Regions from separate parts of the Mus musculus genome. Here region 2 is linked to region 1. A link is a loop called in an ENCODE intact Hi-C map of the cell type or tissue named here. Cell type or tissue: gastrocnemius. All regions are shown on one strand. Each heading gives the region's core, and the rest is flanking DNA. Links, peaks and the distances in the headings are about the cores only.

Region 1 (16,126 bases), core at 3,714-11,713:
CCTGTCGTTTTCCTCGTCTCTGTTTTTCTTTCTTCTCTTTTTTGTTTTTTTTTTGTTTTGTTTTGTTTTTTGTTGTTTTTTGTTTTGTTTTGTTTTGTTTTTTTGATACAGGGTTTCTTTATGTCGCCCTGGCTGTCCTGGAAGTCACTCTAGACTAGGCTGGCCTTGAACTCAGAGATCCGCTTGCCTCTGCATCCAGGCAGCTGGCTTGAAGGTGTTTGACACTACATCTGATTAGGCTATTTTTCGAATGAAGGTAGCGTAGAGAATTGAAGAAGCTTGTCCGAGTAAATACGTCATTTATTAGTTAATTGTGGAGCTGCAAACTGAACTAAGAGAAAGTTTAGCGACTCCTCAAACTGAATAGTTGAAAGGACCAATATATATTTTTGGGTGTATTCTTGGAAGCTGCACCAAGACTGGAATCCAGATGGATTCGTGCTTTCCAAGTCCCACCACTAGAGGGCGTGAGAACCTTAAAATCTCTATGCTTGTCCCGCCCTCTGCGTTGTCACCTTTCCACCAATCATCAGATATTTACAGGAAGGGCAGGTCCAAATCAGAACGTTTTCACATATGGTCTCTACAGAGGACTTTGACCCAAGGAAACAAACAAAACAGGGCTGATTTATCTTAAAGGTGGTCAGGGAAGACAGCATTCACTTTCTGGATGACCCATTACATCCTTGAAGTACCAGGTTGCCCCTTGGGTCCTCCCCTCCTTCCTTCTGCCTTTAGTGGAAGATGAACCAGCCATTTGTGACTCTTTTAAAGAGGGAGGTGGGGAGCTCCGAGGTGACCAAAATAGAATTCAAATTTCTGCTTCTTTAGTCATGTGCAGGTTTGTGTGCCCTCACTCTGGTATCTCCACCGTACTCATTTTAAGACACAAAATTACAAAGTGGACTTTGTCCTCTGATGTCCTTTCAGGAGTCAAAACTGGTGTTCTGACCCTTGAATGTCGCCCAGGTACTTTACCCAAGCACTGGACATCCATTCTGTGGAATGAATCATCCTTATCAACTTAAGTACGCAAGCCACACAAAACAAAGACGATGACACAGCAAGATGGAACCAGTTCACAAGCAGTAGAGGCCACACTGTCCCTCCCTCTGGTTCAGATGTTTATAGATAGTGTCCATGAAAAATGGCTGAGTTGTTAGGCTTATCTTTGTTTTTCATTATTGCTGTAATATTGAGGGTTTTTTTATGATTAAAAGTCTCATTTACTGGGTCAATTATGGAATACAGGTCATATGTAAAAAAAGGCTTGGGAATTGCAAAGAAGGAAAAATTGGATGCAGATCCTGCTTTCCAGAATAGCAACTGCTCACTGTGCCCAAGGAACTATGTATCACCTTGCTGTATCTACTAAGAAAGGGGGGGGGGGGCTGCCGGGCGTGGTGGCTCCCAGCACTTGGGAGAAAGAGGCAGGTGGATTTCTTTTTTTTTTTAAATAAATACATGTACATTTTAAAAAAAAGATTTATTTATTATTATATGTACGTACACTGTAGCTGTCTTCAGACACACCAGAAGAGGGAGTCAGATCTTGTTACAGATGGTTGTGAGCCACCATGTGGTTGCTGGGATTTGAACTCTGGACCTTCGGAAGAGCAGTCGGGTGCTCTTACCCACTGAGCCATCTCACCAGCCCGTCAGGTGGATTTCTGAGTTTGAGGCCAGCCTGGTCTACAAAGTGAGTTCCAGGACAGTCCAGGGCTATACAGAGAAACCCTGTCTCGAAAACAAAACAAAACAAAAAATCCACAAAAAAAAAAAGTGAGGGGGCCTGGAGAGATGGCTCTGTGGTTAAAAGAACTACTTGTGGTGATTTGAGTAAGAATGGCCCCCATAAGCTCAAATACTTGAATGCTTGATCCACAGTTGGTGGAACTGTCTGGGAAGGATTAGGAGGTGTGGCCCTGTTGGAAGAGGTGTTTCACTGGGGTTGGGCTTTAATATTTCAGAAGCTAAAGCCATTGTTAGTTAGCCTTCTCTGCCTCCTACTTGTGGATCAGATGTAAGCTCTCACAACTACTCCAGAGCTGTGCCTGCCTGCCTGTCTGCTTCCATTTTCTTCATCGTGATGGTCAGAGACTCTAACTCTCTGGAACCATGAACCCCCGAATTAAATACTTTATAAGTTTCTCTGGTCAGGGTGGTTTACCATGGCGATAGAAGAGTAATTAAGACTCTGATCTTCCAGAGGAAGATCCCAGCATCCACATCAGGTGGCTCAGAACCTCGTGTAGACTCCAGCTCCAGGGGACCCAATGCTCTCTTCTGGCCACACTGATGTCCACATGCAGATGGCATCCATGAACAGACATACACATAAAAAATAATAAAAATAAGCAATAACAACAAGTCAACCAGCTTGTCTAGGGTCATACTGAGCAAGCAGAATTTGAGTTCAGCCTCTTCATAAACAAGAGAGAGCAGCCCCAGGCTGCAGAGAGCTCACAGTTTATAGACACAGCATTATGGGAGTTTAGAGGAGAAGAGAAGAATTTATTCCCTGAATGGCCATTTGTGAATGGACCACCCCTTACTCTCCCTGTTCTCTTCCTTGTAGGGGGACCCAGGGAGATAGAAAAAAAAGAGAAAAGCATACAATACCTCAAAAGAAAAAAAAAGGGGGGGGGTAAGCCGGGCTTGGTGGCGCACGCCTTTAATCCCAACACAGGAGGCAGAGGCAGGAGGATTTCTGAGTTCAAGGCCAGCCTGGTCTACAAAGTGAGCTCCAGGACAGCCAAGGCTCTACAGAGAAACCCTGTCTCGAAAAACCAAAAAAAGAAAAGAAAAGAAAAGAAAAGAAAAGAAAAGAAAAGAAAAGAAAAGAAAGGGGACGCGCGAGAGATGGTTCAGAGGTTAACAGTGTGTACGTTCCTTGCAGAGAACCTGACTTGGGGGTACTTCTCAGCACCCACAACAGGAGGCTGGTAACAGCCTTGTAACTCCAACCCCCAGAAACACTCTATTCAGGAGTCCACTAGACACTTGCCGTCACTCCTACACAGACACACAGCTAAACATGAGATTAAAAATAATGAAAAAAACCCAAGTGTTTAAAGAAAAGCATAGGGAATATCAGTTCACTCATCAAGTACTTGCAGAAGAGATTCAAAGGAGAGAGTCGGGCAGAGACTTGGATGACTTTAAGGCTCTGGCCAATGCAAGCCTCTTATGTTTGATTCATATGATCCTTCGGTACCAAGTACTGAGCTAGATTATAGTCTGATGGAGCTGACATACAATAGCTAAACAATCCCAGTACTATGTACTAAAACCGGAGGGTGGGGGGAAGACACCAAATGAGGTGAGCCCCTGTGCAGGTTGGGCCCAGGAAACTGGAAAATAACAGCTGTCACAGGGAAAACAGGAGGCACGAGGGTGTGGGCTGGGGCATGTGATGTGAGAGAACAGCATGTCCAAAGCGCTGGAAATGAGAGGCTCGTAATGACGCTGTAGTCAGAGAGTGGTGCCAATTAATGCCATTAAATTGCTGACTAAATTCTAGATTCTTTCATTGCTCATTCCCAAGATGGGGAAGGTGACTACCCATAGGATCAACACAAGGACAAATCGGAACAGTTCTCTGCTGGATAGCTCCAGCCCTCCATCCCAACTAGCCCATCTTAGCCCAAGTGCAACGGTTGCTGCACTTGTTCAATCAGCAAACTCTGCCAGAATCTCCAAAGAATCAAAGGATTCCCAAAGGAGACAGGAGAATATTGCCCTGCACATCTCTGATTCCCACATAGAATCCAGTTCAGAGTTTTGTGCAAAATAACTGCACTGTGTCTGCTAAACAGAACGTAAAAGAAATGAATTCATTTGAGGGCATAATTACTGCCTCAACCCACGTCCTCTGAAACCTTTGTCCTTTCTCCCAAACCCACTCCTGCCGCATAAAAGGGCGTCTCCTTTATCCTTATGCCTTTCTGTATGCAAATACCAAGATTCTCTGCGAGGAAGTGGATTTTGAAATCGGAAGATTCTGAGTGGAATCTTACTGGATTCATGGTATTGCGCAAGTCATTCAAACTGGGGCGCCCTAAGCTTACTTCATCTGCAGAGTAAGACTAACAAGCATCTGTTTTATTCGTGTTTATGAAATGAACGTTACCAGGATGAGATGAAAATAGAAAATAGGACAGTTTGTGTAAGGCAATCACCGCTCAGCCTCACATATGAACAGGACAATGAACTGTTAGAAAGGGCCCGGTAACAGGTCTGTCAGCCACCGGCCGGAGTCACCGCAACCCCTGTCTTTCCCGGGGACGCGAAATGCGTAGGAGATCCGAGGTCCCTCCAGACTCAGCCCACGCGGGGCGGACGCAGCGCGGTCCTGCGTCACCGGCGGGTGGCTACCAAGCGGGACCACACATGGTGGGAACGTGAGGGGGCGGAGCCTGCGCCGACGCTGCTGACCAATGGAACAGAGGGAGGGTCCCACCGGGTCTCACCCAATCACAGAGGCGATCCAGACTCCTTGGGGCGGAGTCATGCCAGGGAGAGGCTGCATCATAGGTCGCTGGGCGGGCGCTGGGCGGGACCAACGGGGCGGTCGGGCGGAGCGGCAGACCGAGACCCAGTCCAGGCGGCGATGGCGGCGGCTGCTGTGGTGGCAGCGACGGTCCCCGCGCAATCGATGGGCGCGGACGGCGCGTCCTCGGTGCACTGGTTCCGCAAAGGACTACGGCTCCACGACAACCCCGCGCTGCTAGCTGCCGTGCGCGGGGCGCGCTGTGTGCGCTGCGTCTACATCCTCGACCCGTGGTTCGCGGCCTCCTCGTCTGTGGGCATCAACCGATGGAGGTGAGGGGACCCTATGCTGCGGGGTGGCAACACCAAGCGGACTCCCCTGGGCCCAGGAACTCCAGCCTGCGGCCACTCTGACACAGCGTTTTTGCCCAGTGTGGCCCGCTCTGAACTCCTGGGAGGCCTGGGGGACAGAGGTCCCTCTATGCTGACGAGACTCTCGTCAAAAACGCGAAGTCAACCTGAGGGAGGATCTGCAGCCAGTCCCTGGAAGAATGGGGACTGGGCTTTTAGGGGTGTGCTGTGGGAGCGGAGAAAAGCTTCTTCAAGAGAAGTAGCCCCTCGTGGACCCCCCCCCCCCAAGGGCTTCCCTAAGCCTCGGATTTGTTTGACTCTCCCCCACGCCTCTTTTCCCATCCCGCGTAACCTCTCTTCACAGACAAACGTGGTGGTGATCAGGGAACCTAGCTTAGCATTAGCCGGTTTTAAAAAGACCCCAAGGGCATCATCGGGTAATGGCACTTTTGTGTTCTTGACGCATTTTTTTTAAAAAACATTGATTGGGAAAGGACATGCATGGCATGGCAGTGTATAGAGTTAAAAGGACGACTTGCAGGTTCTCACTCACCATACGGTTCCAGGGTGGAAAGCCGGGTGCCTTTACCCAATGAGCAATCTCTCAGGAGGTCCCCTAACCCATCTGAGAGGATCCCTGTGTAGTTATAACGTTGCTAGAAAGATATTCAAAGAGGGTTGCATCACCCGTCAGCTCTTCCGCCTGTTGTCATGAAGTGTTTTTTAGGAGAGCTGGGCCATTACAGATGAGACTTTTAGGAGCTGATGTGGAAAAACAAGAACACAATATGAAGATTCGGTGATAACTCCCAGGAGGCTGAACCCTTTCCCAGCATGCTGTGACATAATAAATCGGCATCTGATGTATTTTCTCTGTAACCAGTCTTCAGAAACAAGACGTTTTGATACACCATGTTCCCATCACTGTCTAAAGGCCTCCCTGCAGTAGCTTGGTTTGTTTGCATTGTTATGAGAGGTGTTTGCTTATGGCCTTGTTGCACAGATGAGTGAGGTAGTTCCCAGGAGACCGTGGCTCTCAGCGTCCACTCTTTCCTCTCCAAGAGGGGTTTGCCCTGCTAGGAGAGCAAGTGTTCCTAGTAGCACGCCTACTAAATGCCCCTTCCTGCCCCATTTACACAGAGGGAGCAACTAAAGATAGTCCTGTGAAGAGCCAGCCCACACAGTTTTCAGATTGGGCTATTACTCTGTCTCGCTCCAGTTTCCATAGATAGGAGGTTGGGTTTGACAAACACCGGCAAATGACCATCTCTGCTGTGGACATTAAACCAGGCCTCAGACTTTGCCCTCCCCTTCCTTTTGGCAGTGCGCCAGTGTGGACAGAGTCAATAGAATCTGACTCTTATTTGTTATGTTGTCATGAAGATGTTTCGTTTTTTACTGGGATTTGGGGGGAGCGCTATCTATGACTGCCTACTCCTTTGTGGTAGTGGAAATAAAAGAGCCTTTTTTCCCCCTTCACAAGGTAGATTGAACTCCAGTATGCTTGGTTTTATGGTTTTTTGATTTTTGTGGGTCACCCTTTTGTAGCGGCACTTTCGAGAGAATGAAGCAGAAAACGACTGAGGCAGCTCAGATGCTTGGGCAACATCTCAAGTCCTGTGGGAGTGCAGGTACTGAGAATGGGATTCCAGGAGTTGTAGCTGGTAGGCTGCTGCCGAGCATGGCAGTGAACCGTCGGGCCTCGGTGAGCTCCCACAGCCTCCAGAGACCTGCATCTGAGTAGAGAAAGACAAGCATAAATGGAGGCCTAAATGCCGTGAGCAGAATGGGGTGGGGGTGGAGGTGGGGAGACACAAACTACAGATGTGCTTTTAATATTTGCCTCACGTTGGAATCACTTAAGGACCCTTGAAAGCTTCCTGGGCTCCCCTCCCCCGTTTCTGCTTCTCTGATTCAGTTGCCTTGCCCTACCCTAGGCTGCCTTGGTTTTTTGGCCACTGCAGCCAAGCTTCAGAAGTGCTGCACTAAGGAACTATAGCAAGCCAGGCAACCCAGGGAGTGTGTTGCTTCAGTGCATTGACCAGAAGTCTAATTAGCTTTGGCATTTAGGAGGACAAGGTGAAATAACAAAAAAACAGATCGAATATGGTAGCTGCTTCTGAGCCCGGCATCAGGCACACTCCAGCAGCCTCGCCGTTGTCCTTGCCCCCAGTGGTTTGAGTGCGGGGCTAAATGCCATTTGTGCACAGGGTTGGAGGTGAGGAGTTGGAGGCGAGGAGTCCACCCATCCCACCCCACCTGCCCCCCTCAGCTGCATTTCTGCATAACTACAGTATGTGTAATCTTCCGGCACTGCTTCTGAGCTTGGGAGTAGTCTTAAGAGAATGGTGCTGCTGCAGCATGACGGCCCTGCCCCCTACTGCTTCAGCAACCGACTCTCTCTAGAAGGGTGGGGCCCATCTGGCAGCAGAGGGAGATCTGATTCTGTCACCTCTGTTACACTGACTGCCTCCCTGCAGATGGAATCCGATTAAAATAGCCACAGTGTTAAAGAGAAAGGCAACCAGGAAAAAATGTGCGTGTGTGTGTGTGTGTGTGTGTGTGTGTGTGTGTGTGCGTGCGTGCGTGCGTGCGTGCGTGCGCGTGCGCGTGTGCGCGCGAGTGTGCGTGTGCATGTGCATGTAGGCATAGAAGCAGGCTGTCATACCCATTGCCTTAGTGATAATAGGAAGTCTATGGACCACTTCCAGCTCTGTGGCTCCCAAGAATGTTTTCCTAGTATCTTTCGCCATTTTCCTCTGTCCTTCCTTCCCCAAATTTGCTGTATCTGGAAAGGAGGGGCTGCAGGCAAGATCAAAACAAAAGGCAGCTGTGAATGGCTTCTAGATTTTAAAAATGGGTCAGGCTCGATCCAGTATTAATTTCCTTCTCTCTGTCACAGCTTAGATGTCAGCCAGAATTCTCCTCCTACTCTGTTGAAATCATTTGGTCTCTGGCTCTGTGCTGTATCTTTTTTTTTTTAGGAACTTCCAGAACAGAGGGAGTTAGTAGAAGTGTCTTCTTTCTTAGCCATTTCTCTCAGAAGTTAGCCAGTGATACAGGATGGGGACTCTTGTCATCTAGTAGTTGAATGCAGCTGGGCAGCTGCACCATCAAAGAGGGTGGCCTGGGAACTTGGTCAACGAGGAGGTGGGATCAGTAGTTGCTAGTAGAGAGATTTGTGTTCCTTGAGCTGTTCACACTGTAACTCTAGCAAGAGGCTTCACTGTTCTGTAAGCCAAGAGCACATTTCCATTTGCCCAAGAGGGGTAGAAAACTTTGATCGAGCTGTTTAAAATTAAGCACTCTGCAAAAGAAAAAAATAAAATCTATGTTTCTATTTGAATGAGATTTAGGAACCATTAGATTATTCCTTTTGGTGGGGCCTAAACTCTTAATTTCTTGGGAGTGAATTTCTGTCTATTAATATCCTGTTACCAGTCTGCCAGTTTATAATATTGTTGTGGTTAGATAAGCTTGCTTGAAGCACAAGAATTTGGTCAAGGACGTCTGAACCTGAAGACTTCACTACCCTACCCACCCACTCCTACCCTCCACTCCATTAACAGATAAATCAAGTGTTTCTCAACACAGCCACTTCTGTCCCCCCAAAAGATCTCTCTGAGTGGAAGTATGGAACTCACTTGTTCTGAAGGGATCGCCTCCTAGAGTTGCTGGATGACAGTTTTCCCTGTATTTTTGGAAATCCCAATTTGGTTTTCTCCAGTTCTGTCTCCCCTGGCTCCAGGGAACTTACGTAATTCTGGAGCAAGGACTATTCAAAAGGTGGAGCTCTGGCCGCACCCTTAGGGTCTGTGACTGCTCCCTCAGGGGGTGTGCTCTGCACTGTGGCCCTGTGATCTCCCCTTGGAGCAAGCGTGACGATCAGCCCCGACGCCAACCCTTCCAGTGCTCACCTGTTTTCCTTTGCGTTCCCCCCTCCTTAAGTAAAGAGAAGTGAGCAGGGGCAGAGGAGGGCTCGAAGGGAGCACAGAGGGAAAGGCCAGTTCTCCCTGGCTAAGACAGCCTAGGCCTGTCTGGTGGGCACTCTCCAGGAGCAGCTAGCTCCAGTTCTTTCGGTGCTTTGCAGAGCAGCAGATACAAAAGGTGATGTCATGGCAGTGGCCTCCCTGTCTGTGGCTGCCTGGGGGCTGGAAACTACTCAGGGATCTCCCTGTCTCCTTCCTATTGCCTCCTGGGAAGCTGTTCTGGGTCCATCCTGGGGACCATGGTGGAAGTAGCTCAGCATTGCCCTTTCGTGGTGGTGGTTGGAGCTTGAGATGGTTTCACTGTAGTTTGTCTGTCCTGAAACTCACGCTATAGACCATGCTGGCTCATAGAGATCCGCCTGCCTCTGCCTCCCAAGGGCTGGGATTAAAGGCAAGGGCCACTACCACCCCACTAGTTAAAAGTTTCTTAGGGGTTGAGGTAGAACCCAGTAAAAGCAAAGTTGAAACAAAAATGTACAGAGTACCAATATTGAGGTCAAGTTGAAGTGCATGCCACAGTGGAACTTCTTGAGTTTTTATGAACAAGTGAATTCCCAGGAAAATTCTGATCGTATTAGTCTGGGATGGGGCCCAAGAGTGTATGTGTGTTCTAGCAAGTTCCTGGTCATGCAGAGCTAGGGCTCCTCACACTACAATTTGGGGAGTAAAGATCTGCAGAAAAGATGTTAGCCTTTAATTGAGCTCAGGTACTCTAATTGCTGACCCCTAGGCAGTATCACCCACCTCAAGTGTGTGTAGCTCAGAGCAGTGAGTATACGCACTGCTGAGGCCCAGAGCCTGGTAGCTGAGAGTGAACGCTGAGCTGTAGTATTCCAGGGCTCCTAGTTCTGTCCAGTTACTAGGTATATTATGTTGGAGAATATACTTAATCTTTGAATGTCAGTTTCTTCACCCATAAAATGGGGACATCCAGGGACAGGGTTGTCTGATAATTAAATAATACATGCAAAACAAGTGGGACAGAGCCACACTCAGGGAGTGCTTAGTAAATGTCGCTATTGCCATTGTGAATTGCAGCATTGTTTTGTTGCTAGCTATAGACTTTGCCTTCTGCTTCCTGTCAGAGAAGACAAGGGTATTCATCTATGCTGGAGAGATGCTGCCGGAAGCTCTCCGTTTAGGAAACAAGTTCTAAAAATAAAGGTGTATAGAAAACAGATTGCAACATACTCTAGAATCTATACTTCCTGTGCATTTCAGCCTTAATAGCTGCAGATTGACGTTCTCTGAGGTGTGGTGAGTTGTGAAGATAAAGACCCTTAAAGTGTATGGCTGGGACATATTAGCATCTTCTGATGGGAAGAAGCTCTGCCCTGAGGTGTGGCCTTGTGCCTAGCAGAGCTCCTGTTTCAGGTGGCTGGGGCTATCTGCTCCCCCGAGTCTCCTTTATTTTTATTTTGTGTGTGTGTTAGGGATGAGCAGCAAGGTGCTTCTCCCACCCCCAAGACCAATTTAAGCAGGCTTGCAAATCCAAATTTAAGTGGGCTTAACATTCAAAGGGTGTCAGGTTTTCTAAATCAGAAATTTCACTGCAGGAGAACTTGAGGAGCCCTCAAAGCAACCTTTAGGCTGTCAGCCTCCTGTCTCAACCCCTTGGGTACGCCTTCGTGCTCTTTAGCTCAGTGCTGCTCTGGGCTGGGCTTCTGCTGGAATGTGGGTCTACAGCATTGGACTTGGGATTATGTCATTTTATGTACGTCAGAGGCAGCAGGCGGGGCCTGGTTCTGATTGGCACCCTCAAGGCTTCTGTAAACCTCCAGTAGTCAGGGAATGTAGCTCAGGGATCGACAGCAGGTTCTGTGGAGGGAGCCTGGCATAAGAAGCTTGGCCTGTTCAGGCTTGGCTCCTGAGGAGGAAGATAGGCGTGTGGATAGACTGTCTGGGTGAGGCTTGTGTTCCAGGCTCAGGAGACTCTCAGCCCTTGACTGAAGTGTTTAGAATGGACCACTGAAAACAAACAAGGCTTTAAGAGTCTGGTCTGCCTGGGCCACTATGCTAGCTCAGTCACCTAACAGCTGTCTGCTTTGGTAAATTCCCTAACCTCTCTTGTCAGTTTCTTTGTCTGCAAAATGGGAATAGTTCAGTTTCCTTCAAAATGTGTTGAGGGAGTCAAATTATGAAAGTACTTATGAATTAGAATAGATGACTGTGGTTGACTAGGGAAGGCAAGGGATGATATTTTACTCAGTACCCACTTGTCACTGGGATTTTGAACACATCAGAAGATAAACAAGAATACCGTACTTGAGGCTCAAGGGACTGTGGGTCACGAGAGGCATGGAAATTGAACTACCAAACAAACCTTCAGAGGCCACCCAGCCTGTGGTTGTGGCTTTAGTATTTAACAGACATATAAACAGCACCAAGAGCAGCTCGCAGTGATCATGGGAGTTCTGTGCCTAGGGTTTTCCTTGCACTCTGATTTTATTTCTTAGCGATTTCATGAGGTAACATCTTAGCAAGTCTAAGGTTCTACTCTCAATTCCATGGCATGGAGAGAAAGCAAGTAAAGAGGTTAGGTCACTGCCTCCGATCACAGCTAGTGAGTGTGTTCACCCCATCCCTCCCGGGCGGAGCTCAGGCTAGGCCTCCAGCCCTGCGCACACCATACCAACTTGTTTAGCATGAACAGTGACTTTGTTAAGAAAGTGTGTGTGTGTGTGTGTGTGTGTGTGTGTGTGTGTGTGTGAGAGAGAGAGAGAGAGAGAGAGAGAGAGAGAGAGAGAGAGAGAGAGAACCCATGCTAATAATGAGGTCTTTGTGGAATCTGCAGGTTCCTACTGCAATCTCTGGAAGATCTGGACACAAGCTTAAGAAAGCTGAATTCGCGTCTGTTTGTAGTCCGGGGACAGCCAGCTGATGTGTTCCCAAGGCTGTTCAAGGTGAGCATGGAGGGCTGAGAGGGGGCGTCTGCTGCTTAGCATCTGCCTGCCCACAGAGTGAAATGCTGTTCTGGCTGGCAAAATGGAAATACTGGCTCCTGTCTGGCCACTAAAATGGCTGCTAGGGAGGTCAGAAGCAGAGACAGCTGGTAAATTTGCCAGCAGGGTGGAAACTGAAGGGAAAAAATTCTGTAAAATTAGTGTTGTGCTGGAAATATCCCAGCTCAGCCCAGACACGCAGAGCGTGAGTCCTTCCACCCTGCTGCCGCTGGCTTCCTCATGGTTCCTTGGCTCAAGCCAGTATGTTTTACTAGAGCTTGTTCCTGCCAAGACTTTGAGGGTGGGGTTTCCTGTCTAACAAGGGGTGCTGACCACCTCATCTTGCTCTGCTTATTAGGGAAAAAGTCAGTCAGGCATTTGAGGGAGCCATCCCTGTTTCCCTGTGGTAAGCAATGAATAAAATCTTCATTCTGGGACCATACTGGAGGCAAGCCCATTTCCTCAAGCTTCTTTAAAATGCATGTTTTAAGGCCCAAGCAGAGACAAAAGTTCTCATGGATAGAACATTCTAGACCATTCTCCTTCATCCTCAGTAGCACTCCAAGTACTATATGAAAAATTTAAGAAAATAGCTTCATTGTGTGCGTCCCCCCATAATTCTTCACACACCTATGAACACTAGTCATTAGCATTCTCCTAGGGCTGACTGAGTCGTGTTCCAACTGCTACCATGTGCTAACACTCACCCCCAACAGCCCCGAGGGGTGGGTTCTGCTGTCCCAGGTTTACAGGTAAGGACGCTATCTTGGGCTCTCTGACATAGAGCTGTGTGTTTCCTTGGTATACCCTGTACATGCATTTGTTAGTCTGTGGCTGTGGCTTAGCAGTAGCACACTTGCCTAGTATGCATGAGACCCTGGTCCCATCCCCAGCACAGTAAAACCAAAACAATGGTAATAGAAAAGATTTTGTCTTTCCTGTCCCTCCACATTGCTCCTCTCTCCCAGGAGCTCAGAGGCCAAATGGTCTGTAGCTCAGAACTATAGATACCTTCGCTGTTCACTGAGTCGCTCATCGTGTATTCACTGAGCCTTCACTAGCATCAGGCCCCATACTGGCTGATAGGGTGATATCGATGCTTGTGCAACCCAGCGTGATTTCTACCCTGCGTTCACACAGTGATGGCAAAACAGGTCAGTGATGGGCAACTTCACTGCCTATGATGAGTGCTGTCATAGAAACAGGACAAGGCACAGGAGAATCACCCTCACGGAGTGGGGCCTGTCATTTAATGAGAATCTTCTTATTCACAGGGTTATATGAGTATGCAATGACGTCACCTCTGTAAACCACTCAGCATAGTAAGGGATAAATAAATATGTAGTGCACTGGGACTTAGATGAGCTGGATATCCACCCTGCTCAGAACTCACTCCCCTGGGCAGGCCTGAATTAGGATAGTGACCAGTGGTCCAAAGCTGTAAGGGACTTTGACCACAGACTGGTTAGATTGCTTCCTTCTTGCTAGTTACATGCTATAGGGCTTTCTATGGCTTGTCTAGATAGCTTTCACCATGTCCGCTTTCCCCTGGTGTTGCTAGGAGACCAAAGTGACTGAAAGCTCAGGAAAAAAAAAATTCCCCTTTTCACAACCTGTAGCCCCTCCAGTTTGTTTTCTCTGGACTCAGGATAGCTCCTCCTTCTCCAGCTCTGAGAGCCATTAGCTCTGTTTGCTTCTGGCCTAGGGAGTGTTGCTGTGGAAACCATTAAGACACTTTACATAGCACAAGTCTGCCAGGAAAACTAGGCCACAAGTTTGTAGAGTCTGAGGAGGCCTGGGAAAGGCTACAGAGCAGGCTGGAGTGTGTGTGTGTGTCCCCCATTTCCACTGTGAGTCAGTGGCTCTCTGAGCTGGGGGCTCCCCTGGGAACATTGTATTTATAGCCTCATTCCCCCACTTCAAGGCCACAGTGAACACTGGCCCTTTCTGTTGACTCCACCACCGCAGTGCGCTTGGCCTCCCGGTCCTGGCTGACAACTCCACACTTGCAGAGCTCCGGCTCTTTGCTTTCTGATTTAAACTATTGTCCAGGCCCTTTCTTTGTTCTGTAGCTATTCTAGCACAGCTCAAGGTCAGCCCTGCTCACTCCCAGAGAGAAGCTGAGTACCCAGGCCCCTCTTCTTGAACCAAGCATAACAGATTATCTCTATGCAGGAATGGGGGGTGACCCGTTTGACCTTTGAATATGACTCTGAACCCTTTGGGAAAGAACGGGATGCAGCCATTATGAAGATGGCCAAGGAGGCTGGCGTGGAGGTGGTGACTGAGAACTCTCACACCCTCTATGACCTAGACAGGTAAGACACGGGGGCTCTCGGTAAGGTTGCCCATGGTGAGGACTGGGGACTGGGGCTCCTCCTAAGTGGAATTTGGACCAGTTCAGCAAGAGGGCTAACTGAACTGGACAATAATGGGCCAGAGTTGGGGGCTTAAAGAAGTCACCAAGAGGTTAACCCGATTTGGATAACAAAAGAGGCTTGGTTAGACCTAAGCTGTGAAAGCAGGGAGGCTCTGTCTCCACACAGTCTTCATAGATCTGTCATTGGCTCATTGAGTTTCATGCTCCCCCCCCTCCTCTGTTGTGCTCCCTAACTACAGAACCCTAACCTTGGCAGACCCCATCAGACTCCTCCCAGCAGGCCTCTGTTCTCTCAGACCTAGTTTCCACTCAAGGATGATCCCGGGTCTGCTTGGCCTATCTGGGTTTCAGGGCCATGCATTCTGATAATGTTTGAGGGCTCTAGAGACCCCTGCGGGGTGCTGGCAACCACAGCAGAACCTCCTTCCCCAGGGGCCAGCCTCTGTGCTTTTGTCTCCCCTTCCCTACTAGAGATGCCACCCTCTGTAGCTGCTACTGCTCCCTGCCCTCCTCCCAACCCAGGGCTGGCTGCCAGGAGGCTGGGTCACACAGCTGTGCACGTGAGCCAAGCCCTCAGGAGGAGAGGCTTGCTGTGGAGCCCTTCCCCTGCCACGTGCCAGGGGAGGGCAGGGACTGCAGAGGCAGCAGCCAGCTCCTATCTGGGCTAATGGGGGCAGCACAGGGAGAACAAACTGGGAAATGAACTCACCCGGACAGGCAGGCCTTGCATAAGCTCCTTCTCGGCCAGCGAGAGCCTAGGAATCTGCCTACAGACCATCGAAATTTATCCTCACAGACGCAGTGAACCCTCCTCTCCAGTGCCCATGCCTTTCCTTCTTGCTTGTGAGAAGTGCTTGGCACACTGCAACACTCTTTATACTGTTGCTGTTTACCGTAGCCCCAGACTCTGACTGAGGGAGCATTAGCCGGCCTTCACATCTCTGCTCTAGTGAACAGGGCTAACAGGACATTGATCCTCCAAGAAAGGAGCATGTTATGTCCCTCACTGTATATCCCTCGGAGGCTCGAAATGGGGTAGAGAGAAGCCCTTGGTGTGGTCAGATAGGTGCCCAGAGGCCCATGGGGATTTTCTGTCTGATTAGAGAGATACGGTCAGTCTCTGTCTCTAGGCGGCTCCACGTGGACACCAGGGAACCTGGAATTGAGTCCCAGCTCTGGCCCTGCCTTGCTCCATTACCTGAGGCTCCTGTTCCAGCTCTCTGGGCTTCATTTTCCCTCTCGGTAAAATGGAGATACAGCCTCCCCTGTGCCCCCCTTTCTCCTCAGGGACGGGACCGTGAGGTGATGAGGAGAGCAACCCTCAGAGCTTCTTGTGTCTTGCGCTCTTTTTTTGGGGTGGCCAGGGACCCCAAAATAAAGAATCTCAGGAGTGACTTCAGATGTGCTTTGGGCTCCCCAGAATCATCGAACTGAATGGGCAGAAACCACCCCTTACCTACAAGCGCTTTCAGGCCCTCATCAGCCGCATGGAGCTGCCCAAGAAGCCCGCGGTGGCTGTGAGCAGCCAGCAGATGGAGAGCTGCAGAGCTGAGATCCAGGAGAACCATGACGACACCTATGGCGTGCCTTCCCTGGAGGAGCTGGGTGAGTGCCCTACAGCACACCACACAGGCCGCTGCTTCCTGTGGGGGACGTGGCCTTCCTGTTTCCTTGTCAAAGTTAGAAAATACTGGCTTAGTGGCTCATGCCTGCAATCCTTGAAACTGAGAGACAGAGGCAGGAGAAATAGGCCAGCCTGGACTACATGAGACCTTGTCTTAAAAAGGAAAAGAAAAACAGAAAAGGTTGCTGTTATCCACCATATGACCAGTTAGTTAACTACCTGTGCCCGGCCAGGCTGCTGCTGTTTGTAGCTGAAGCCTCTTTCTGTAGTTCCCTCTCTCCATCAGTAGAGGCACTGTCTGGTGCTGGTCAGTGGACTTCCTCACTAGGATAACTAATCCAGGCTTTAG
Region 2 (16,126 bases), core at 5,381-13,380, 56 kb after region 1:
CCAATCCTGGAAGAGGCTGGGAGGTCCCAAGAAGCCCAGGCTCTGGACCACTCCTTGTTGATTAGCCACTGGTCCTCTTCCCCACTTGGCCCTTTCTCTTTGGGCAGTAACTGCCCAGAGGACAGTTAAGCTGTCCCCAGCCCCGGATCTCCCTTGTGGAGCCTGGGATGAGGCTCCTGGTCACCCCCATGTCCCCCACTTCCCAGGCGTGCATTTCAGCAGTTCTACAAGCAGTTTGTGGAGTATACCTGTCCTACAGAAGATATCTACTTGGAGTAGCAGCACCCCCACTCTCTGCAGCCCCTCAGCCCCAAGCCAGTGCAAGGACAGCTGGCTGCTGACAGGATGTGGTACTGCCACAAAAGAATGGGGGAATGAGGGCTGTTGGGTCGGGGGGGCCGGGGTTTGGGGAGAGGCAGATGCAGTTTATTGTAATATATGGGGTTAGATTAATCTATGGAGGACAGTACAGGCTCTCTGGGGACTGGGGAAGGGTGGGGCTGGGGGGTGGGGGGTCAGGCCCCTGGCCACAGAGGGACTCCCTAGGAACAGAGGCACTGTCCCATCCTGGGCCTGTTTCATGCTAGGGGCCCTGGCTTTCTGGCTCTTGGCTCCTGCCTTGACAAAGCCCATGCCACCTGGAAGTGTCCAGCTTCCCTTGTCCCCACCTTGACCGGAGCCCTGAGCTCAGGCTGAGCCCACGCACCTCCAAAGGACTTTCCAGTAAGGAAATGGCAACGTGTGACCGTGGAGACCCTGTTCTCATCTGTGGGGCCTCTGGGCAGCTCCAACCTCCAGCCTGGCTAGCACACAGGTCCTCGCAAGGTTGTGTGTGCAAGGAGAGGGCCACAGTAAGCCCCATCTGCCAGGAAAAGGAGGCCTCTTAGCTGGCCCCAGCCAGCCGGTCACTGTCTTGTCACCTGGCTACTATTAAAGTGCCATTTCTTGTCTGGATCAGAGTGGGTGTATTTACTTGGACCCCTGCTGGGCCTTCTTGCGCCACACAAGCTATGGAGCCAAGCACTTGCTGCCCAGAATAGCTTTATGCGGGGTTCCCATCACAGGTTCACATCATAGTAATAGTCAGCCATGTTGGGCCCGTCCCGCTTGCGCTGCTGGGCCTGGGAGAGAAGGGGTCGGGGCCCACCTGGCCTCGGGTGCTTGGGTCTGAGCCCATAGTCTAAAGAGAGAAGAGAGAAGGGTGGAAAGAAATACTGCTGACTGGGAATGGGGCTATAGCCAGCTCTCAAGAGGCAGTCTGGGAGTAGAAGTAGGGCTTAGCCCTAGCGGACCTCTAAGGGCACCTGCTATGGAAGGTGGGGGAGGGGAGAGAAATACTACCCTACCATCCACCAGGCCTGAGAGAGGCTGCAACAGTTCCAGCGGGGCTGAAAATTCCTCCGGAACAGATTGCTGAGACCTATGGGAAATATTGCTGTGCTGAGCCCTAACCCAAAAGGCCATTGCCACTTCTTTGTGAGGGACAGTCCAGGGTGAAGACTTCATGAACTAACCCTTCCCAGGATAATGGTCAGCCTCTTCCAGAGTCTTCTAGGCCCTGAGGCTCTGGCCTTACCTCTGGGGCTGAGGTCGAAGGAGTGCGCCTGCCAAGATGAGGTAAAAAAGGAAGAGACTGAGTCCAGCCCTGGGGTACAGAGCCCCAAGCATGGCGAGAACCATTGTCTCCAGTCCCTGCTGTGGGGGCTATCTGCCCCTCCCCCAGCCCGACAGAACCTGGTGCCAGTTCTCAGGGCCACCTCACAAAGGACATTAATTCCAGAGTTCAACATCAGCACTATCACACATGTCCCTGCCAGGACACACCTCCCTTTAGTTCTAGGGACCTGCCAATTCCATACTATCCAACTCCAAAGCCCTGTCCATCACTCTAGACTACTGGATGCCACCAGTCCTCCATACCCACATGGAGTCCCCATGGTCTGCTGGGGTTATCTGTCTCCCATCCCAGTGCCTTGGTCGAGCCTCTCCCATGTCATGCCCAATTGTCAGAGTACCCATGCACTTTCTTCTCTGCCTGCCCACCAACCCATTTACCATGGAGTGCTGAAGATAAGGTCAGCAGCTCCTTTCCCCACTGCCCACCACACCAAGTATATGACACCAGACCTTCCCTGGGGCCTCAGGCCACCCAGTCCCTATGCCCTTACAGCACAGCACTTCAGTGAGATCCACCAAGATTCCACAGTCGCCTTATCTGACAGCTATGGGCTAGAGTAACTTGGTGGCTGAGTCTCTATCCAGCTCCAAAATGCCAAGCCTGTGGTGGTTTTGGTTCACAGCCTGATGGGAAGCTTGGCTCTCCTCTGCTATCACTGCAGGAGGCACCTGCCACTGTGCTGCCTGACACTACTTCCGTCTCCAAGATCTTAGCAGTTATGGTCACAGATTTCCTCTGATCATCGGGACCTGCGGGGCTGGAACTATGCCTTGCATGGCATTGAATAACCACTACAGTGCAAGCACCCAGAGGACACCTGTCAGGCTAAGCAGAGGGTCACAGGTTCCAAAGCCAACAAACGGACAAACTGTCCTTCCCACTACCCTGGCTCACAGCAGGCATCTATGGCTCTCAGAATCATGTGACAAGCATGTCAGGTTAAGGCTGAGACTATGAGGGCATCTTGGATGAGGGGAGACCTGAGGGACAGGTGCAGGCAGTGTTCTCCAAAGGCCATTGGCAGCACTTCTGGGAACAGTCCACACAAGGACAGGAGGGAGGGAGGGAGGTGTGACAGCTTAGCCCTATGGTCCCACAATGAGACTGCCATTGAGTTTGAAGCCCACAAGTCTCTTGTCTAAAAGGGAAGGGCAGAAGAAGAGAGGAAAGGACAGGGAGTATGGACAGAAGAGTTGAGGCCCACGCAGTCCTGCCACACCCTCCTCTGTCTTCTCCAAGTAGCCTGCATGGCTCCAGCAATCTGTCTTCCTGAGCCAGTCAGCCTGTGGAGAAGTGTCCTGGAGAGAAACTCCAGCACACACCCAAACTCTGCCCATTCCCTTACAGACTCAGGGTCACTCTATCTCCTGCGGTAGAGAAGAGCATCTCCTAGGGCTTGCTGGTCAGCCCTGCAGGGGAAAGGATAAACGGGGGCCCTGGCTACAAGGAATGTTAGGTAGACTACGGTAATCCATGGCCCAGTTCAGCTTGTCTTCACCAGGGACTAGTGAGATGGAAGCATCTAGTCAGGCAGCTGAGGCAAACGGTGACCCATGCCGGAGAAGGCTAAGTGACAGCAGCTCCCTGGGCCTGATGGAGATCTCCTGCTCTGTGACGAGGAGCAGAATGCAGTGGCTTCCTTCTAGGAGGATGTGAAGAGGAACAGCTGTGGTGACTGGGCTGAAGAGCTGAGCTGCAGGAGAGGAGCTGCTGATGACACAGAGCCACATGCTGGACACTACCAGAGTCAGGTTTATTAGAGAAGAGGGGCCTGGGGGAACTGGAGGGCTGAGGGGCCCTGCCCAGAGCAGCAGAGCACAGCACATGGCCCTCTGCCCCAGCTCCCTCATGGCTGTCAGCCCCAACTGTAGAAATAGATTTTCTGCCAGGAGGGCAAGTAGTCCATGAGCGGCCCTGCAATGGAGGGAAGGGGGATGGGGGGCGGGGTTAGAGGAGCCAGGCCCCTGGCCCCAGGCCCTGCAATGGAGGGAAGCGGGGTTAGAGGAGCCAGGCCCCTGGCCCTGCCCTGTGCCCTGTTCTGACACTGCCACCAGCAGAGCAGCTCGAGACCACACCTCCTGCCTCTGATGCTATGTTAGAGATTAGGTCACAGACAAGGTGCCCAGGTTGCCAGGGAACATGCTCAGCATGTCTTCCTTTATGGCTGGGTACCCAGGCAAGCCCCAAGGCCCCTCCTTGCCTTACCAGATAAGTCTGCCTCCAAATATGCAGGTCCCAAAGGCAGGAGGAGGCTTGCCAACCTGATATGGCCTAATAATCCAACACAGGCACTGTTCTGGCCACAGCCCCACCTCCATGGGCCACCTTCGGCCCTGGCACTGTCACCTCCCAGTACTGATTTCAGGTTCACTCCTGACTGCCCATTAATCACACCAAAAAAGGACAGAGCAAACATTAAAACGGGCCCTTTGTGCCTCAGGGACATCCCACACCACGTTGTCCTACCACACTTACTTGCCACCAGACCCACGCCAGGGATGTGGTCTGTAAGCAGCTGGAGCAGGAAGAGGATCTTGGCTCTGATTGGGGAAAAGAACAGCATGCTGAGGGGCAGGCGGGGCGGCTCCCTGCTGACCAGGAGCTAAAGGCCTTTACTGAGCACCAGGCATCTCAGAAAACAAGGGACTAGGACCCAACGAAAGGCTAGACCACCGGAAGTCTGCTTGTCCACAGCTGCACCCCATGTTCCCAGCTGTCAGATTGTCAGCTGGCAGACGTCACTCATACCCCTCCCCTCCTCTCTTTTCTACCTTCCTACCATTGGTATTCAACAACAGTGCTTCCTAGGGGCCACTCAGAGCAAGGTCTGTACCCTGGAAGTTTCCGGAGGGAAGGAAGCTGGTGAAAGAGCAGAACTACACAGAAACCTCACCAGCCAATGCTCAGAGTAGGCGGGGTCTGGGAAGGTCCCCTCTGCCTCAGAGAGAGGCTTAAGATAGGGGATTTCCACAGGAGAACTTGGGGCGGGTTGGAGATGTGGTTCATGTGCTTAGCATTGAGGCCTGCGGCTTGAACCCCAGCAGTCCTCGGGGGGACAAGACCTAACATCACGTCATTATATATCAAGCACAGGCAAACACATTCGGTTACCGCATGCTATAAAACCTATCAGCCGGGCCCCAACACTGTCCCTGTTTACAGGCGAGGACATGAGCCCAGCTCCTGCTCAGACACCCCACCATATGTCATAGTGCCCTGGCAGGCCTTTTTCAGAGATTTCTCTGGCTAATGCAGGGGCTCTGATCCTCAAAGTTGATCAGTGTTGGGTGGGCCCAGCAGTAACAGTCTAGTGGAGGCCTGCTTAGTTGCCCAGCCCCTTTGAAGCATAGCGCCTGCTCTGCGAAGTGGATGTCCCATGGAGAAAAGAACTGGAGAGGGGCAGTCTGCACCAACTGTGCCCTGCAGATCTTGTACCCTGCTGTCAGCAGTCTCTCAACACCAAGTATGAAAATTCACACTGGCCTGTCCCCTTTGAGGGCAGGCCATGTGGCTCTGGAGGCTAAATAGCACCAGAGCCAGCAGTTACTCAGCAGACCCCAGCCCTCTCCATGCAGCACGGAATACCCTGGTGATGGGAGGAAGGCTATCCTTACTCAGAGAAGCGGTCATAGAACGGTGAGCGTAGCAGGTAGTATAGCAGCAGGATTGTGCGACGCCTCAGTTCTAGCCGCTCCCTCCGGGTCAAGTTCTTCCTGTCACTCAGGAGACTCAGGCTGTAGGGGAAGGGACATAGGGACAAGGATGACCTATGACTCTGAGAAAGAAAAAGCCACACAGCAAGCAGAGAGCCCCATGGAACTCCATATCCTCACCCATTCTCACCTAGTCATATCTACCACACCAGACAGTAGCCAGGGTGTCCACGATCGCTGACCCCATAAGCCCAGGCTGAGCACTGACGGTCAAGATGTCAAGGATATCTGCAGTGCAGGGTCCAGCTCAGCTCCTCCCCAGCCCGCCACCAGCACAGCTAAGGATACAGTGCAGCAGGGGCCGGGCGATGTACAAAGACTCTGCAATGGTCTCCTGCAACCCCAGAGGTGTTGGGGGTGTGCTCAGTTCCTCCTGCTGCTGTTTCTGCCGAATTTCCCGCTGCTGAGGGGCTCCCCAGTACCGTGAGTGCAGGGATGGGCCTAGAATATAAAGACAAGGTCAGTGAGCCAGGAGCCAGAGTGGGTGCTGACAGAAGCCAGTCCTACGGGCTCACACTGACCTCAGCACCTAGGTGCCCAGTCCAGCTACATCTTCCACTTACTGTTCTGGAGGGTTCGCACCACTCTGTGTGACCGTTTCCCCACATATGATGGCTCCTGGCTGCCCGGATTGTGGTCACCATCTAGCAGGCATAAACAGGACATAATGTAAGAGGGACACATTCCTAGCAGAGCCTGCAGAGAACATGTGTACAGTGAATGCTTGAGGATCTACAGAGCACAAGAGCCTGGCCTCAGGCAGCAGCTGAACTAAGGGAATCACACCCAGAGACCGTGGTTTGGCAAAAATCTTTCCATAGAGGGAAGCACTCTGGCACCTACCCTGGCCCAGGAAGAGGCCATCCTCACGCACAGTCAGTCAACCAAGAGCCTAAAGATACTAAAGGAAGGATAGGAGGGCCCACCCCATCAACATCTGTCGGGGCTATAGGACTGTGAGGCTGCATTCTCTCGATCTCTTGTGGTCAAGTTCACATCACTGTCCCCTTTCAAAATAAGGGGGAAGACTGGAGGCTGACGGAGGGGCCCAGAGCAGCCAGGTGCCCTGCCTCTTGAGGATACGGTTCATGATACAGAACCAGGCCCAAGACAATTTTGGCAGGACACCTACCTTGTGCTGGTGCGCTATCCCTAGTTCCTGTAGCCTACAACAGAAAAGAAGGACTCTTGCACACGTCCCAAGTTCAGGGATGGGAGTGAAGCTCAGTGGTAGAGCACTCGACTCGCATGTACAAGACACTGGGTTTGACCGGCAGGAGCTCAAACAAATAAACTCCCAAGTTTAAGTTCTCATTTTCTCCAAACCTTGCCTTCTTCTTTCTTATAGAATAAATAAATGGGAGTACTGAGCTGACAGGAAATGTGCTGCAGAGCCTCAGAGCAGTCCCACACCCCACTCCACTCCTGGGAGAGAAGCAGCTTACCCAAGGGCTGTGCCTGAGTTTCCCTGTCCAGTGGAACAATGGGGGGTGATGTCTGAATGCCAGCCTTGAACCAGATCAACAGGAGCATGCGCAGGACGGCCCTGGGGTGGGGATTATGGCAGTTAGGGGAAAGCGGTTAGAAAGCAGGTAGCAAGGCTGCTCTGCTGAGCACCTCATTGCTGGACTGGGTCACCCCACCTCAGTCCTGCCCTCCACAACCCAACCTACTTGGCCAACTGGATGAGAGCAATGACGAGCCAACGGCCTACTTCGCCCCACACCTTGGCAGCCCCCATCTCCATGAACACCTCCACACACTCCAGTACACTCAGCCATGTCAGCAACTTCTGCTGGGACAGCGACTGCAAGAAGCCCAGAGGTCAGGGAGCTTCTCTACCCCAAGTGCTGTCTTAGAAAAAGCAGGCTGCTCCAGCAGGTGGGGGCCTCCTCCTTTCTAAGCCTAACACCTCAGTTCAATACCAAATCCATTGCTACCAGGCTGGCTGGCCTGGGACAGGCCTTTCTAGCTCTCTAAGACTTCATGCATGAGGGCTGGAGAGACGCTCTTCTACAGGTCCTGAGTTCAATTCCCAGCAACCATATGGTAGCTCACAACCAGCTGTAATGGAATCGGATGCCCCCTTCTGGTGTGTGTCTGAAGACAGCTAAAGTGTACTCATATATGCAAAATAAATAAACCTTAAAAAAAAAAAAAGACATCTGTAGGATTTAGTTTGTTTTTTGGAGACAGGGTTTCTGTGCGTAGCCCTGACTGCCCTGGAACTCACTCTGTAGAACAGGGTGGCCTTGAACTCGAAAATCCGCCTGCCTCTGCCTCCCAAGTGCTGGGATTAAAGGCGTGCACCACCATTGCCCAGCCTTGTTTTTTGTTTGTTTGTTTGTTTTATTTTGTTTTTTAAAAGAAAAGAAAAGAAACTTCATGCATGAGACTACCAACAATTGATCTGCGGCTCATGTGGGCATGCCTCACTCTCTGAGACAACGACATGTACCACACGTGCTGGTCATTACTGTTTTCCTCCCAAGTCCCTGAGCTTCCCACCCCCAGCTCCTGGCAAAGTTCTCACCACAGGCAACTTTTTTCGAAGCTCCTTCCTCAGGATCCCGTCATTGAGCAGCACCAGCAGGTTCGAGGCAGAGTACACTGAGAAGCAGATTGTGGTCTTGAGAGGCCGGCCCTGCTGTGGCCTTCACCCCTCTCACCCTTACCCCAGAGCCCTACCGATCACAGCTACCCACAGACTGTGTGGAAACCAACAAGCCTCTCCGCCCACTACCTCAGAGCCCCATTCTCTCCATGATGACATCTGAGCCAGTAAGAAATGAGCTGATTGGAGTGACAAGCCAGCCCTTGCTCTGCTGGACAGCACTGGTTACTGAGCTGCTCAAAACTGCCTGTCATGTTCCAAACAGCCAAATGTGTGGTCCCACCAACTCATCTTTGCTCTCTTCAGATGGTCCCCCCTGAAGGACTACATCACACCTACCTTTCAAAATCCCCCTCATCCTTTCATGATCTTCACTACCCCCACTAAGCAAACAGAGCCCTTACAGCAGGGAGGTGGGGGCACTTGAACACTGGTCCTGACATCAAGGACTTTTCTGAACTTGTATTCCTTCAGCTAGACAGAACAACAGTGCCCTTCTCATACTCATAGGTCTGATGAACTAGCAAGGTCAGGAAAGTTGCTTAATCCTAAGCAAAACCAGGAGTGAGAAGCCAGTCAGAGCCCTCACAGGTCGCCCAACTCTGGGGACACCAACTGTCTTGGGCGATGGACAGCTGATCTAGAGGGAAGCTCAGGACCTTCAATCAAGGTTCCGCTGGAAGCCTTCTCCCTCCCCAGCCCAGAGTCCAACTTACCCAGTTCAGACAGCTCGTGTGAATCGGAGAAGCGACCTAGGGAAGAAGGTATAGAAGGCGTTGGTGAGCGTCTGTTTTACCCTGCGGCTTTGGGTTCTCTAGTTTCCTCTACGCCACAGGAACCCAGACAGAACTGAAGCACCGCGACCACTACCCTGGGTCAGCAGGCAAAGAGCCATAGGGTTCCTGGGTCAGAGTCCCCAAGAAATGGGTCAAAGGTCAGTGTGGCACCTGCCAGCAGGTAACTGAGGCCCCGCACAGCCGTCTCCAACTGGGCCGTGGCGGCTGGATGACGAGTCACATACTCCTGGTAGCGGAGGCTCAGGAGCCGTAGCTTCTCCATCCTGCTCTGGCCACTGACAGTCCCACCGGCCGACAGCAAGGCTGGCAGCGGCGCCCTGCGTCCTGAGCCCTCCTTCCTGCTTCCGGCCCTAAGCCCGCCTCCCGGTTGCTCAACTTCCGCAGCCCAGGAGGACTTAGACCCGCGGAGCCCCTGAACGCCCCTTCACCCCATCTCTAGCGCCTCCTCCCCGAGACCGGGAGCTCCCACCCTCCCTCCTTCCAGCCATTGGCTCCTTCTCTCTCCGCCCTGAAGCTCTCTAGAGCTTCTGGCACCCGATCTGCAGCCTCCTTGGTTGGCTGTCTTGGCGCCTGCGTAGTTACAACTTGCGGGCAGGCTGAACAGTTCATACTAGAGAAGGTACTAAGGAGCCTCAGACTTTCTCAGAAGATCGCCGAGAGCTCGAACGGGAGGGTCGGGAAGCAAAGAGTTTGGGATTTAAGGCACAGGGAACCTTGAAATTGTCGTAAATAGGTCTCAGCAGCCGCCAGTCTCGAGTTTTTCACAAAAGCCAGTGCCGGGTTTTTGCTGGGGCAAGCCTAACCAGCAGATTTAGAACAGTGGCTTCGGCTCCAGTTTCTTCAGAACACATGGACCCCCAAAACCCGTACCCGATGACTCCCTCCTTGGAGAATACCCTGGCCTATCCCTCTGCTCTCCGTTTAGGGACGACCCTGCGCATTAGCTTCCCCGATCTGCACCTCGGGTTTCCTCATCTACAAAATTATTTGGGCCCGACTTGGACCTTGAACTCGGAATGAATCCCAGCGTTTTCCGGCCCTTGGATGCACTTCCAGGTTCTAAGCTGGCCTCCAAGAGTTGGTGGAAACTCCTATGGCTCCATTCATGAACTGAGCTGCAATGCTGTCAAGGTGCTGCAGAAGTGGAGGGAGGGAACCGTTCCTGGGAGGCAGTTGATTGGCTGTGGGAAGAGGGGGCTTGGCAAATCTGCGCCATTGCGGACTCCGCCCGCGAATTTATGGTATATAAAGAATTGTAATACATTTAATACCCTACCAGATATTATCTTTAGACAAGGACAGAATATGCCGTTACGCCCATCCACTATATTACGTGCATGTACGAAAATGTCATAATGAAGCTCATTATTTTAGTTTGCATGTTTTGAGACAGGATCTCACTGTGAACCCCTGGCTGGCCTCAAATGCATAGAGATCTGCCTACGTCTGCCTCCCAAGTGCCGGGATTAAAGGCATGTGCCAGCACAAGAGACAAAGCACATTGTTTTGTACAATTAATAAAACACTAATAAAAATTCTCATTAGAGAGCTGGAAAGATGGATTCAGGAGTTAAGAAATGCTCGTTTAACCGGGCAGTGGTGGCACACACCTTAATCCCAGCACTTCGGAGGCGGAGGCGGAAGCAGAGGCAGGCAGATTTCTGAGTTCGAGGCCAGCCTGGTCTACAAAGTGAGTTCCAGGACAACCAGAGGTACACAGAGAAACCCTGTCTCGAAAAACCAATAGCCTGAGCCAGAACCAGGCGGTTTAAGCAGCACACTCACCAGGAATTTAAGGCACAGGGAATGAAGTGTCCCAACATGCCACCACTTCCTTCCCTTTCTTTGATCCATGTGGAGCCAGGCTCCCATTGTTGCCAACCACTCGTGCCAGCAAAGATTCAAGGAAAGGTGCGGTGAGCCTCAGAAGAGTCTGGTATGGGAACTGTGGAAGTCGTTTTTCACCCTGTCCTGAGGCCTCACGTGCTCCTCACCCTACTGGCAATTGTGATGGCTCGATCTTCGTTGATGGCTTGGTGGGTTTGGAATCGCTGTAGCAACAAAGCTCCGAGTTTATGGCAACACATCCATGGTTGTATTCCCAGAAACACTGAATCTAGGGGCCTCGGTCTGGATGTTTGTATCCTTATCGCTTGGATTAGAGTCCTGAGCTGAAGGAAAGAGAAAGCAAGCCGAGCACCTGCGCTGTCTTCCTGTTGTTTCCGGACTGTGGCTACAATGTGGCCAGCTGCCTCTGGCTTAGGAAACTACGGCTTCCCCGCTAGGATGCATTGTACCCTGTAACTGTGAACCAAAATAAATACCCACTTAAGCTTACTCTGCCAGGTGTTTCTTTTGTCACAGCCATGAGAAAGTAAGTCATAGTCAACCCTGTCCGATTGGTGGGAATTCTTACACAGATGAAGCCCAAGGAGGCCCAACCACTTATTTAAGGCTTCTGGCAGTGTCCTCTAGCCCATGACACGATGAGGCAAGCTTGGCTTAGGAATTGGCCTCAGGAAGTCAATGAGTTTACTGCCTTCTGGGCCACTCCTCCAGCCCTCTGCTGCCACTGAAGTGAAGGTGTATGTGTTTGTACTTGTGTGTGCATGCCGGCAAGTACTTAGGTGCAAGATTTCATCAGATGGTCTTTTGTTCTGGGAAGGAAAGAGGCCCTGGAGGACAGAGTGGTCCATCACCTCCCCTCCATATCCCAACAGTGAAGAGCTCATCTCTCTAGGAGAGGGGACTGGGTCCAGCCAGGCTGGCAGCAACAGAGCTGCCTGATTTTTTTTTTTCTTCTTCTAGATCTGGAGGCTGATTAGGCTCCAGAGACAAAGAGCAGAGGTGTGCGCAGGCTTGGCGGGCAGGCAGGAGGCCCCTCCCTTTTGGATTCCTGCCTGGACCTAGTGGCAAGGCTGGGCTGCAAAGGCCTCGGGATAAATTGTGCTGGATCCTCACACCTTCGGTGTGTCCTAAACCATGGGGAGAAGAAAGACCAGTTGGACAGGCCCAGATGAGGACGGCAGAATCCTAGAGAGGGTTCGGGACAGGTCCAAGGTCACAAAGCAAAGAACTGGCTCAAATGGTTGGCAGGAGAGGGGGAGATCTCAGCTCCTAAGGACTAGGCTCACTTGGGCTTTCCTTTCCTTGGAAGACTCCCAAAGGGCTTCTTGAAGGTCCAGCAGATTTTTTCTGCCCTTCCCTCTCACTACCCCACCCACAGTGCTGAAGTTTCGACAGGATCCACATGAGTGACCCAAGTGGGATCAACAGAGTTAGTATCTCCACCAGCTCACCTCTCTTTATGAAATTACCTTGGTCTAGGCTCTGCCTGTGACCCTCCGTGCTCCTTCACATTTTGATTCCCACAACCATTGCTCTGGGTTGAGGGCCACTCTCATCCACCCCTGACCCAGATCCCAACTGCACAGCAGGCTGAGGATGACAATGGAGCACCGGGACTCAAAGCCCTGCACACCAGGGTTTTCTCTTAATTCCTAAAAGTCCAAGAGGCGGCTTTCGGTTTCCATAGCAACCGCTAAAGACCTACAGGCTGATCCTCATCTCCCAGAGAAAGGCATTCCGATCACGGGAGCCAGCCCCAGGCTACTGTTGATGGATCTGCCTCCCTTTATACAACTGGACTTTCCCGCTAAAAGGCCCAGCTTGAGCTGCTGGTGAGGCCCTTACCTTAAAGGGCAGGTCCAAGTTCTCACCCAGTTTCCATACACACATTGAATGCCTGGAATGTGCGTGGAGGTGTGGGAGGTGGGGGCTACCTCCCAGAACAAACAGGCAACTTCAACTTCCCTTGAGGACCTGGGAAAATAAGTAAGAGATGTAGAGAAAACTACATTCCAGGAGGAAGGGCAGGGGCAGGTCTTGAGGTAGAAGACCCGCCACAGCTGGGAGCCTACAGGAGCAGTGAAAGGCTGCCTGCCTAGCAAGTAGCCAAAGGCTATAGGTAGGTTCCTTTCACTCTTCAGGGACAATCTCATCTTGTGTCCTTCGGGTGATGTGAGGATTACCTGAGTAAAGACTTGGCAAACACTTAGCTCAGGGCTTGGCATTCAGTCTGTGCTGAACCGACCGTGGCGGGTCTCCTTCACAGTCCAGAGCTCCCTGCACCCCTACAGGGCAAAAGGCGTGCCGGAGGCCCGCTGAAGGGTGGAGAGAAAAGGGAGGAAGAAATCCAGGCCTTGGAGCCCGGCACAATCACAGCTTTCTAGACAAGAGTGGGGGATGCCTGGCCCTGCCCCAGCGGCAAGGAGGCTCTTGGCCAGCAGGAGGGGAGGTGGCCTTCAAAAGGGCACAGTGCCCGCATCTTCCAGTCTGCTTCTGGGTAGGGCTAAGGGCCAGGGAGGACGCCTGCAGGCTACAGGTGGCCCCAGCAGGCCCAGCCTCCTGTCGTCGAACTGAGCAGGTGTCCCTAACCTCTGGGCCGGACATTCCTATCCCATCCCCACTACCCTCAGCTTCCTAAACTTCCGCGGTGTGTTTGCCAATTCTTTGAGAGTCATCCGTTCCTCCCCTTAGGAATGGAGTCCCAGAGCCAGGAGGGTGCAGGTAGTGGGCACAGGACCACCCTGGGTAGCCGTCCCCAAGGCCTTTAGCCCTCCCCGTGCCATGGTGCAAAACCACCCTAAAAGGGGTTGAAGGTTCCCAGACCGTGCGGTGCAGGGGCGGGGCCCTGCCGGGGGTCTCCCCGCCCCTTCCAGCTCAGCTAAGCAAAGGTGAAACCTGAGCCCAGGTTGGGGGCGGGGCTAGTTCGCGATTCTGACCGGGACCTGACTGCAGGGCGGTCGCAGGAGGAACAGGGCCTTCCCGGAGCCACTGGAGCAGGTGAGGCCAGCTGCTGCGCACAGCAGGGCGAGTAGCCGTCGGGCCCCGCGGTCCAGTGCTCATCTTGCTATGGTCCTTGGTCCGCAGGGTCGGTGATGGAGCCCGCAGCCCGGGGTCGCGCCCCGCCCTGAGTCCCACAGTCATGCTGCCCCGAGGTCGCCCCCGGGCAATGGGGGCCGCCGTGCTGCTGCTGCTGCTGTTGCTAGTGGTTGGCTTCTTCCTGTTCGGCCGGGACCCGGATTGTAAGCGCCGGAGCTGGGCAGGGGAAGAAGGGACCCTGTGTGACCGCTGCCTGCTCACGCCACGTGTCTTTTCAGATGGACTGGGCACAACTGCTACCCTCGATGAAGACCCGTACAGGAGTCGCAACCTCTCCGCCTCCAGCCCGCAGCTTCTACTGCCACCCAAGTGCGAGGTAGTTGTGCCAAGTGCTGCCATCCCCGAGGTTCCTGGCCAGTCCAACCATCTGGGCATTTGTGGGAACCACAGCACCTGACATGTAGCTACCCAGCTGGGATACCAGAGGACGCTTGCAACGCACGCCCCCCACTCCTGTTCTAATTCCTCACTTATGAAATTGAGGCGTTGCATCTAGGCACCCCTTCTCCCCATCCCCACCTCCGCTCGGATGCCAGGTGGGGCTACACTGTTCTAGACCAGGATGGCTAAGCTAGCTAGTAGAAGTTGAGGGCCGCTGCTGACCTAGGTGTCCCCTCCCCAGATGTTGCATGTGGCTATCGTGTGTGCGGGATACAACTCCAGCCGAGAGATTATTACCCTAACGAAGTCCCTGCTATTCTACAGGTACAGACAGGCCTGGATGAGGGTCAAAAACCTGCCCGTAACAAAGCCCCACTGTTCTGAGTTTCCTTTCTTATGAAGGGGGCCACCAGAACATTCCCAAGAGCTCCTTGTAGCAGACAGGGCTTCCTCCCGTGGGGAGAATCCTGTATTGTTCCCGCACAGCCATGTTAGGCTAACTTTCTCCACCCAAAAGGAAAAATCCGCTGCACCTCCACCTGATAACTGATGCCGTAGCCAGAAACATCCTGGAGACACTCTTCCGAACATGGATGGTGCCAGCGGTGGTGGTCAGCTTCTATGATGCGGAAGAACTCAAGGCAGGAAGAACTCTGCGCTCGTGCTCAGCTAGGCCCACCTTCTTCTTCCTTTCAGCAGTGGGTGGTGGGAGAGGAAAAACTCTGTCCTACTAGACCTCCTGGAGCTGAAATCTTTCATCCTTTGGGGGGGGGGGGGCGATGGCTACGTCCTGCTGTGCCACTTGCTATGTTATCTCTACCCCCGCCCCCTCCGGACAGCCCCTGGTCTCCTGGATCCCCAACAAACACTACTCTGGCCTCTATGGGCTAATGAAGCTAGTACTTCCCAGCATCCTGCCTCCCAGCCTGGCCCGAGTCATCGTCCTGGATACCGACGTCACTTTCTCCTCTGACATTGTGGAGCTCTGGGCACTCTTTGATCATTTTTCTGGTGAGACACCTGCAACCTTGCCCTAGCCTGCCCCTTCCCCAGCTTCCCCAGGCCACTGCTCTGGATAAGCCCAGAGCCCACATCCCCAGGCAGCTCCCTTCCACCCTCCCCTCCCAGACAAGCAGGTGGTCGGTCTCGTGGAGAACCAGAGCGACTGGTACCTGGGCAACCTCTGGAAGAACCATAGGCCCTGGCCTGCCTTGGGCAGGGGATTTAACACAGGTGGGACAGTGGTGAGGGAGGCAGGATTGGGTGGGCTGTGGGCCTCAGGGGTGGGGTGGGCACAGAATGCTAGGAAGCCCTCCCAAAAGAGCTCTGCCAGTGCTTTGGACCAGACCGTGGGTAAAGAGAACTCACCTAACTTTTGTGTTTGTACCAAATGGTGGTGCCAGCTCTTTGTTCCCTTTGAGACTCTGTTTTCCCATCCACATAATGGGAAGAGTTGAGATAACCCTGACGTGGGGAGGTTTCTGTGAGCTGAGGAGTATATACAGCTCCTCTGTACCCAAGGGAATTATGGACAATTGCATCTGAACCATCAGAAAATATAGTCCCGTGTTACCAGTTTGGACGTATTCTGAGGGATTTGCCATTAGGCAATTTTGTTGCTGTGCACACACCAGAGGGTGTGTTTACACATACCCAGATGGGCTAGCCTACTCTTCTCCAGGCTGTGGTGTGGCCTGGGAACACCCAGCATGTTACTGGGTTGAGTGCCTACTGACAGCCAGGCAGCTGTAGTTCAATGGCAAATGTCTGTATAGCTGAAACTGGAAAAGGCATGGAGGAAACGTACCAGGTAGAAGTAGGTTGGTTGGTCGGTTTGACAAGGACTCATGCATCCAGTCTGTCTTTGAACTTAACTATGTACCCGAGGATGGCCTTGAACTTCTGATCCTCCTGCCTCTGTCTCCCCAGGGCTGGGACTCCAGGTATATGCTCTCTGGTTAATGCCAAGCGGGGGCCATAAGCCAGGGCTTTATGCATG

What was found. Peaks named below come from ENCODE experiments on the same cell type or tissue, not always from the same donor. Only the 100,000 strongest peaks of a DNase experiment are listed, where the experiment ranks them.
Region 2: a loop joins it to region 1, with 4 times the contacts of the local background. A loop is called at or near these places in 18 of 42 quality-filtered maps.

The regions. Positions count from the first base shown.
Region 1 is chr2:92,422,510-92,438,635 of GRCm38, reverse strand. Cry2 (cryptochrome 2 (photolyase-like)) reads left to right here and starts at 4,567. Exons shown (of 12, transcript NM_009963.4): 1 at 4,567-4,824; 2 at 11,626-11,734; 3 at 13,949-14,091; 4 at 15,574-15,758. The coding sequence starts at 4,613. D930015M05Rik (RIKEN cDNA D930015M05 gene) reads right to left here. Exons shown (of 4, transcript NR_040621.1): 3 at 15,610-15,823; 4 at 6,328-6,578. In gastrocnemius, for the core only: a CTCF peak has its summit at 7,241; DNase peaks (open chromatin) are centred at 6,160, 6,823, 7,236, 10,576 and 2 more places; H3K4me3 peaks cover 5,909 bases; H3K27ac peaks cover 8,000 bases.
Region 2 is chr2:92,368,502-92,384,627 of GRCm38, reverse strand. It overlaps Pex16 (peroxisomal biogenesis factor 16), which reads right to left and starts at 9,389. Exons shown (of 11, transcript NM_145122.2): 1 at 8,953-9,389; 2 at 8,722-8,757; 3 at 7,925-8,001; 4 at 7,065-7,198; 5 at 6,837-6,937; 6 at 5,955-6,035; 7 at 5,680-5,832; 8 at 5,522-5,594; 9 at 5,293-5,412; 10 at 4,154-4,218; 11 at 3,408-3,592. The coding sequence starts at 9,064. The coding sequence ends at 3,534. Large2 (LARGE xylosyl- and glucuronyltransferase 2) reads left to right here and starts at 13,571. Exons shown (of 15, transcript NM_172670.3): 1 at 13,571-13,647; 2 at 13,735-13,889; 3 at 13,965-14,062; 4 at 14,369-14,451; 5 at 14,645-14,768; 6 at 14,967-15,138; 7 at 15,256-15,360. The coding sequence starts at 13,790. It overlaps 1700029I15Rik (RIKEN cDNA 1700029I15 gene), which reads right to left and starts at 1,710. Exons shown (of 3, transcript NM_183112.3): 1 at 1,577-1,710; 2 at 1,347-1,420; 3 at 1,025-1,180. The coding sequence starts at 1,680. The coding sequence ends at 1,059. It overlaps Mapk8ip1 (mitogen-activated protein kinase 8 interacting protein 1), which reads left to right. Exons shown (of 12, transcript NM_011162.5): 12 at 207-952. The coding sequence ends at 279. In gastrocnemius, for the core only: no CTCF peak of the experiment used is centred there; DNase peaks (open chromatin) are centred at 9,261, 9,936, 11,687 and 13,100; H3K4me3 peaks cover 3,175 bases; H3K27ac peaks cover 4,474 bases.